2 separate regions of the Mus musculus genome follow, and region 1 is linked to region 2. A link is a loop called in an ENCODE intact Hi-C map of the cell type or tissue named here. Cell type or tissue: heart. All regions are shown on one strand. Links, peaks and the distances in the headings refer to the core of each region. The heading gives the core; the rest is flanking DNA.

Region 1 (4,394 bases), core at 195-4,194, 380 kb after region 2:
CCCAACCAGAGCTTCCAAGAACTAAACCACAAACCAAAGAGTACACATGGAGGGACCCATGACTGCATATGTAGCAGAGAATAGCCTTGTCTGGCATCAATGGGAAGAGAGGCCCTTAGTCCTGTGAAGCCTTGATGCCCCAGTATAGGGGAATGCCATTGCAAGGAGTCGAGAGTGGATGGGTAATCCTCATAGAAGCAGTGGGAGCGGGATGGGATAGGAGGGGAAACCAGTAAAGGGGATAACAGTTGAAATATAAAATAAATAAAATAGCCAATCAAAAGAAAAAAGAAAAAAAAAAAAAGAAAATCTTCCCTTGCAGATGTTGGAGTGTTGTTCACATAGAATCTACTCTCAGATCTCCCTCCTGAGTTCCAGGATCTCCATTCTCAGTTTAGCAACCAAATGCTATTAACTCTTTGACCGATTTAAGCTCTAGGAGCCAGAGAGGAGAGTTTCTTCATTTCTGATCTCTTGAATTAGTGTCAGTGTTTGCTGCTTCAGGGAGCCTCCTAATTTTAGTAGTATTTGCTTTTGGGAGAATGTGTCAACAGCTGTTTTATGGAGGCAAAAATAATGATTTCATATGAATCTTTGTAGGTGGAGTTTGCTCGTAGTTAGTTTTCTGATATATTTAAGGTTTTCTCTTTTTCTTTTCTTCAACAATGGGAACTCATGTCTCGTTTAATTGGTACTTTTTTTATCATTTTGTAATGGCAAATTTATTTCATTGAAATTGTGAAAAAAATTGGCCATCATTTCTTCAGTGTTTTCTACCTCCTTCTCCTATTAGTTCACTAACATGGGGCAACTCCTTAAGGCGTTGTTCATTCTCTGCGTGTTCGTTTACTGTGACAGGTTTTGATCTATAGTCCAGGCTGATCTAGAACTCACTCTGTAGACTCAGCTGGGCTCAACATCACAATCCTCCCATTTCAGCCTCCTGAATACTGAGATCATGATCATTCACCACTAAGCCTGGCACTTTGCCCCCTGCCACCCTCACACTTATGAAAATAACATCTCACTCTTTGTTCATCTGTAGTGATTTCTCTTGATCTATCTGCAACTTCACCTGCTCTTCCCCCCAAATTCCATTTTGGTTGTCAAAAATCACCCACTGGAAATCTTTATTTCCAAAACTGTAATCTTGAACTACAGAATACCTATTTGGATTTTAAAAAAAATTTTCATTTTTGAGATTTGACCCTTGAGATTTCCATCCATTAAAAATATGGTTTGTTGTATTTCATTGCTGATGGATGTAATGGTCTCATCAAAGTTTTGTTTCAACACAAGATTCTTTTTTTTTTTTTTTTTTTTTTTTTTTTGGTTTTTCGAGACAGGATTTCTCTGTGAAGCCCTGGCTGTTCTGGAACTCTCTCTGTAGACCAGGCTGGCCTCGAATTCAGAAATCCACCTGCCTCTGCCTCCCAAGTGCTGGGATTAAAGGCGTGGGCCACCACTGCCTGGTTCAACACAAGATTCTTAATCTACTGCGTTTTGAATCACAAGTTTTCTTTTGCCTGGTACTTTTTTAATTTTGGAAGCCTTTTTGGTCTTGGTTAATATAGTGGCTTTGTAACCACTCCTCTTAATACCAGGAACCTCCACTGGCTCCTTTCTTACTCAGGGTAAATCCAAACCCACTTGCCATGTCCTACCCATCAGTCTGAAGGGTCACATCTTTGGCTTTTTAAGTCATTTGTTTACGTTAGTTCTCAGTACCCGTTCAACACTTCATGTTTTTTTCTAATCTTGAAAGATGGACTTGCTTTACAACTGTGTTTTAATTTTAAACTTCGACAGCAGGGCATTGAATGGGGTCTTTTTCTGCTCCCAGGAATTGAAGGCAAAGACGGGTTAAGAATCCTTCATTTCTCAAGCTAGAGAGCACGGGTTTATGAAGGGCTGAAGAATTCTGAATTCAGGTTATTAGTTAACTTTCTCTACCCTACAACCTGCCCAGACTGGAGGTGGTGAAGAGGGAAGGTGGAGGGGGCGGAGCTCATCCGCGCTGGTGCCGGTCCCTAGTCAGAGGGCGTGGCCCGGCCAACTCTCCGCCCAGTGTGCGCGGCGGGAAGCGGAACTCCCGCGCGCTGGACCGTCTGCTTCTGGCCGAGCGGGGTTTGCGGTGCACCACGGCTTTCTGCGCGGGCGGCATGGAGGAGCGCAGCGATTCCAAACCTACCCCGGGATGTAGCGGGCCTGGCCCGGCTCCCGTTCGCGATGGCGGCGGCGCCCACACATGGGCTCCGGAGGACGCCTGGATGGGCACACACCCTAAGGTCAGGAGGCGCGAGGCCAGCAGGGCGCCGACCCGGCCCTCGGCACCGCGCTCCCTCTCCGGCCCGCGTCTCGGCGGAGGACGCACGCCAGCCTCGCGGCGTGGGGTAGGGGGGGACCCCCGAGTGCAAGGCCACTGGTCGCCCGCAGTGTCATTTTTGTTTGTTTATATGAGTTATATAGTATAGATTAACACCATTCCTGTCATGCTGCCAAGGCCACTCTTAACCCAGAGGCCGCTGATGAGCCCTCCATTAATACCTGTTTTCCTAACTATGTAGTCCTTTCTGAGATGGGCTGAGTCCACAGCTAACCGATCAGAAACAGTTTGTGGACTACGGCTGAGATCTAGGAGTCCGCAAATAATGTATTTAGGCACAGTCGTATTACACTTAGCCTTAGGCCCAAAGTGTGCATCTTGATTCTGTATGGGGACAGAATCCTAATTTTTCTTCTTTCTTGGAAAGCTTGAGTAAGTTCTTGTACAGGCCAGAGAACTATTGACATTGTATTTTCTGTGTTGGCCTCAAGGAAAATAAGGATAACCTTCTGCTTGCTTCTGCTTGGGAAATTGATAACTTTGTATCCGTTAAGCCACAAGCAGTCTGCTGATAATGAATGAAGGCTGTACAGAGACCTCCAGGACTGGTTCATTAATAAAATGGCAACTCCCCCCTTTGAGAGTTATTGAGTCGGATAAGTGTGTTAAAACAATCAAGGAAAGCGAATATTTGTAAATACAAATCTTAAAAAAGGAACCTTTCAGCACTTCATGAAGCTTGGTGGGTTTTTTTATTTTTTGTTTTTGTTTGTTTGTTTTGGTTTTGGTTTTTCGAGACAGGGTTTCTCTGTATAGCCCTGGCTGTCCTGGAACTCACCTTGTAGACCAGGGTGGTCTAGAACTCAGAAATCCGCCTGCCTCTGCCTCCCGAGTGCTGGGATTAAAGGTGTGAGCCATCACGCCCATCTATGCTTGGTGTTTTCTTTGATTTCCCATCATCGACTCCATAAACAATAGCGTGGGAATGTCACTAGTTACCATAACGACAGGGGAGGATGTAGAGAGAAACAGAGAAGACATCAACAGTGACTAGGAACATGGAGGCCAGTTCAGACTTCCCAAGTTTGAATCTTATTTCTGTTTCAAAGTTGGTAAACTTTGACTTGTTTGACTTCATCGCAGTTCTGTTTCAATTTTTTGACGTGTCTCGGTATATTTACCTCTCTTCATTAAAAAATAGGGATAATGGTAGTACTTAACCTCATAGGGTAATGTTTATAAGGTGTCTGACATAAAAAGTACTATATAAGTATTAGTAACCCATTGAAACTCCATCTAGGTTTGATGTTGCCTCTAGACAGTTTTCTTACTTGCAGATTCTTTTCCCATTGAACTTAATGGCTGTATAAACCACCAAATCTTCCTGATTTTTTTTTTTTCTTCCAGGAACAACAAATTAGACCTTGTAGCCTAACACAAAGTGATGTCTCAGTACCACTGTCAAGCACTTTTTGAGATCTGGGGCACGTAAAGTCCTTCTTTTGAACCTGCACATTTATCATGCAGCCAATTAGGTCTGCCCTCTCAAGGTTCTGGAATATCTGATCAGCCATACCTGCCCCACTGTGTGTGGATGCCCAGGGCCTTACCACACCTGCCCCACTGTGTGGATGCCCAGGGCCTTACCACACCTGCCCCACTGTGTGGATGCCCAGGGCCAGGGCCTTACCACACCTGCCCCACTGTGTGTGGATGCCCAGGGCCTCCCTGCAGGGGTAGATTCCTGGGATTTTCCTATTACAGCTAGCAAGTCTGAAAGAAGTAATTTGCTTCTTTAAAGCTCAAATAACTCCCACTCAAGAGCAGGAGGTGTTCAGAATTTAGCAGATTTTTTTCTATATGCAAATTAGATGCCAGAGAAATTGAGGCATCCCATAACGTAGCCCAATGAAAATCTAAATTTTTTTCTGCTCCTGGTGGCAATGATTCTTTATAGACTTGACTTTCTGTAGCTTATTCTTGGTTGCCATAATTTCTCCCACTGGACCATTGCGCTTCTCCATACACTCAAGTCCTGCAAGGCTGACTGCATCTATTCTGTCATGAA
Region 2 (4,394 bases), core at 119-4,118:
TGCGCCCACGTCCGTGCGCGCCCACGTCCAGCTCAGGAACACATTTTTTTTGATAGAACTGAAGGCAGAACTGGGGACTGATAGACTGATGGACTGATGGGAAAATTTAACAATTTATTATAACATTTAAATTTACTTCTTGGTCTTAAAAACTCCTAACCAAAGAAAAAAACTGATTTATGTAATTCTATCTTGTTTGATCTTTCAAGAGTGGTTATTTTCTTAAAAGATCCCTTTTAAAACCATGTAAAACTTTTTAAACTTTCCTACTTACAGACGTTAGATTTACCTATACTTATCTCTGAACTTCTCCTCTGGGAGAGCCTGTTCCAGAAGCACAGGTGTCCCCTTAGGCATTGTCTAAGCAGAGGGGACACGGAAGCCACCCTCTCAGCTGTTCACTGCTCCTTCTGTTCAACACAGTGGGGTCTTCGGAGTTCCTATGGGCGGGGTTTTACATAATGTTTGTACCGCCAACGTTCTCTTCAGTTTAAAGACTGACTGACATTTCCCTATATATCTTTGCATCTAGAGCTATAACCTCCTATCCACAAGCTGCCAAAAAACAAAATCAACAAACAAACAAACAAAACCACATAAAATCAGAAGGGGTAAAATTGAAAATTTAATGATGTTCCTAACAACTTTTAAGGAGCAAAGAAAAAAAATTCCCCAATATAAAGTTTTGTGGCTGCAATAATTATTATGTTTTTACATATTACTCTTCAATTAAGGTTCTTAGGTTCCTGAGATGTAGGCTTTTACAGGGCTTTGCTTAGCCTGCATTTTAAACAATAAACAACTAAGCAGTTCCCTAAGAATCAGTGGAGGGCTGATGTAGGGATGTAAGCTACAAAGCTCTTCTGAGAGATTTGGCAATGCTTTGTGTATCAAAAGTCTTTAAAAAATGTCATTTTTGTGCTAGCATTTCTCTTCTGGGAATTTTATTGACATAAATAATTAAGATTTAAAATGATCAATTTTAGCAGGAAAAACTAGAAAATCTAACATGCAATAACAGGGATCAGTTGCATATAAGATGTTACATACTAGTGTATAGCAGTTAAATGCCACAGAAATAATCTATTGCTAAGGAAAGAAGATCATGTACATGACTACACAGCTGGAGTGTAAGATTCTATTTATTTTTTAAAAGAGCACAAACCCTTGTAGAAACTCCTTAGGTGTGCAGCGATACCATATAAGGCAGTGACTGAGACCCAAGGAATAGCATGGAGATCACCTTTTTAAGCTTGCATGCTTTGTTTTCTATAATATTTACAAAATTAGGAAAAACTATAAGACCCAAGGAAGTAGGACAGAGATCACCTTTTTAAGGTCACGCATGCTTTGTTTTCTATAATATTTAATATTTACAAAATTAGGAAATCAAGAAGCAGCTGTGTGTGTTTGGCAAATTTATTTTTCAAGCCCATTTAAATCCAACCTGAGTGGATTCCTCCTGAAGCACACGCAGAAGTGATGGCTCTATCCTTTAAATTTACTGCACTCCACACGGCACTCTCCTAACTCTACATTTCAGGGCTATTTTTTTCATGACATTTTTACTTGTCACAAGCTCCCTTTAAAGCTGGACGTGGTGGCATATACCTTTAATCCCAGTGGAGGCAGGAGATCTCCTGAGTTTCAGACCAGGTTATAGACTGCGGTTCAGTCTCAAAAGTCACACTGTAAACTCTTGTGTCAAGGACAGGAAATAGGTACAATGTTGACTGTGGGGCATCAAAGGACTTTGCTAATAGTGAAACAGAAGAGATTAATGCTGTAGTCTGAAACTCACCTTCACTGCCTGGCTCTTTGTGTTAATAGGGGGGTTTTTCAGAGCAGCCTGGAGAGCAGCTGTCATGTTTCCTGTAACGAAGGTTAAGGGTGGAACAGAAAAGGATGGCCCCTGCTTTACAGGAATATTGGTTTTTGACTTGACTTTCTGCACAGTAACAAAAGTTACTATGGTCATTATGTTCGATATTAGAAACTGCATGGGTGTGTTTCCCACATGTCAACCAATGGTAAAAATACTGGAATTAAACAATAGATTTAAAAAAAAAAAGCAAAGACTGTTTTGACCTCAGTTCTATCAGTCAAATAGATTACACTTTCCAGTGAGATACACGCAATTGTCTAGATGGGTATTCAAGAAATCTTAAGACTATGTGTTAAGAATTATTAGGTCACCAAATGATGCAGTTTACCAACAAAGTATACCACTTGTCTGTGTGACTCTTGCTGGAAAACAACCCTAGACTTTATACTGAAACTACACTGTGTATTAACTGAAATGCTGGCTGATTATTCTGGCAATCAGAATGGAAGAATAGCTTAATATGAACAGGGCTCTGGATGATGTAGTAACCCGCACGACCTGTAGGTGGCAGCTTACTTTATTTCCTACAGGTTATTCAAACTGGGCTGGACCATCCATACCTACTCAGTCTCTGAAAGCACTGGTGAGTTAGCAAGCAGGGGAAACGGAAGGCCAATCAGACTGTCAGAACAGACAGTCATTTCCCTAAAAGGAGAAACAGAGTCACTGGTTCCTCCATCTGTAGTACCCGACCAATCTGAAGTCTCTCCTAGTTAGAACCAGAGACAATATCTTTATATTTTAAAATGGATTGACAAAAAGGTAGACTGAATTGATAATGAACACAGCAGTAGGAATCACCAGAAATTACCTAAAATACATTAGTTTAATAAAATATCATATATCCACCATAAAGACTAAAAAAAAAAAAAAAAAAAAAAAAAAAAAAAAACCCAAACAAACAAAGAATAAGCTCACCATTTCTGTGCAAAGGGTCTAATAAAAAATTATCTACAGTAGGTAATAAACTACTGTCAAGCCTGCATGGTCTTTTAAAGAAAAAAAAAACCCAAGTATTTTAACAAATAATCAAATTAGTAACAACTGTGAAAGTTATGGTAATGAAAGTTAAACCTATACTGCACATATATGTACGTTTGATGCTGTGGTTACCACTGTTTTTGCTCACTTTCTTCATTATAATCTAGTAGAAAATTGATGAGGGGAGAGCTGTATGAACAGACTTAATGAATACGATTTTTCTAAAGCTCCAGTTTGGATTTTTGTAACATTCTATTTTTCTAAGGGATCGATGCAAATGAATTTCGAGGTTATGAATATTCAGATATGCAAACCAAGGAACCAGGAACTGACAGCCATGTTTTAACTAGAAGGGAAACAATTTCAGAAAAACAATGTTGATTTATAGAACCGACTCATTCTCTGCTTTATTCACTGGGGTTCATCTTATATTATTCCCAGGGATTCTCTGCATGCATTCGCTATCCCTTTTTTAGTGGCCTTTTCTTAGCAGGTGAAAGGTTCCAAGCTTTAACTGGGAATTTTGGAGAAGAAAACTCCCTTCGGCTCGTTCATGAATTATAATGCCACCTTGCCAAAGCCCTTCTCTCTTAATAAACAATGCTGCCGATGAAATAGCCCCGGGGCTGAATGTACCGAGGGCCTCGATTTGCGAACCGCTCCATCTCTCCTGGCTAGGGATAAACTATCCCCGCTCCGCCAACCACACACACCGGACAGGAAAGCAAGACTCCAAGCGGGACGCCCGTGTCCCCACCGGGCAGAGACTGGCTCAGGTGCCCACTAGGACACCAGCGGTGCCCCGGGGAGGGCGCGGCCGCTTAGGACCGCGCACCTGAGGAATCGGGGCGCCGCCGGTAAGTTCGCCGGCGCGGCCGCGGGGTACAGGCGGCCTGCTGGCCCCGGGAGCTCCTGTCCTCCGTCCCCACCTAGAGCCGGGCACAGCCGGTCGCGTGGCCCCGCGTCCCCACAACCCCCGGCCGCCGCGAGCGTAAGGATATTGCCGTAGGCACGAGTCCACCTCGCCCTCGTCGGGCCCGGCCTGGCCATCGCCGCCGTCCTCCTCGTCCACGAACTTGTTCTCGTCATATTCGTCCACGTCCACCTTCCGGAAGCGGGCCGACGACACCGTGTTCTTCGACATCCCGGATCGCGACGCGACGCTGGCCTGCCCCTCCGCGGTGCCTCTCCTTTAGCGAGCCCAGCCCGGTCCGACTCACTTCCCTCTTCCGCTCTGGGGCGTCGCCGGCAGCCGCGGCTTGCAAGCTTCTGGGCCTGCGCGCTAGCGGGCTCGGCCTCCTCCTCTGCTTGCAGCCATCCTTCAGCCCCCGCTCCGCCCCCGCGTCCCCCGGGAGCGCGCGTCGGCAGGGGAGCGCGCGGGACGCACCGCGCACGCGCGGGCCCGCTGCAGGAAAGGGGCGGGGCTGGAGAAGGAGGCGGGGGCGGCGGGTCGACAGAAAGCTGGCAGAGGCGGCGCGGAGACGCGATTGGTCGCCGGGGAGCATCACGTGATGCCCGGGACGTTCCC

What was found. A loop is a pair of places that touch in the nucleus more often than their neighbours do. Peaks named below come from ENCODE experiments on the same cell type or tissue, not always from the same donor. Only the 100,000 strongest peaks of a DNase experiment are listed, where the experiment ranks them.
Region 1: a loop joins it to region 2, with 4 times the contacts of the local background. A loop is called at or near these places in 6 of 42 quality-filtered maps.

The regions. Positions count from the first base shown.
Region 1 is chr1:152,384,353-152,388,746 of GRCm38, reverse strand. Tsen15 (tRNA splicing endonuclease subunit 15) reads left to right here and starts at 2,065. Exons shown (of 5, transcript NM_025677.3): 1 at 2,065-2,288. The coding sequence starts at 2,163. In heart, for the core only: a CTCF peak has its summit at 2,081; a DNase peak (open chromatin) is centred at 2,106; H3K4me3 peaks cover 1,201 bases; H3K27ac peaks cover 740 bases.
Region 2 is chr1:152,766,341-152,770,734 of GRCm38, reverse strand. Arpc5 (actin related protein 2/3 complex, subunit 5) reads right to left here and starts at 4,193. Exons shown (of 4, transcript NM_026369.2): 1 at 3,868-4,193; 2 at 1,802-1,874. The coding sequence starts at 4,010. In heart, for the core only: a CTCF peak has its summit at 2,377 (motif pointing right); a DNase peak (open chromatin) is centred at 2,434; H3K4me3 peaks cover 1,354 bases; H3K27ac peaks cover 1,335 bases.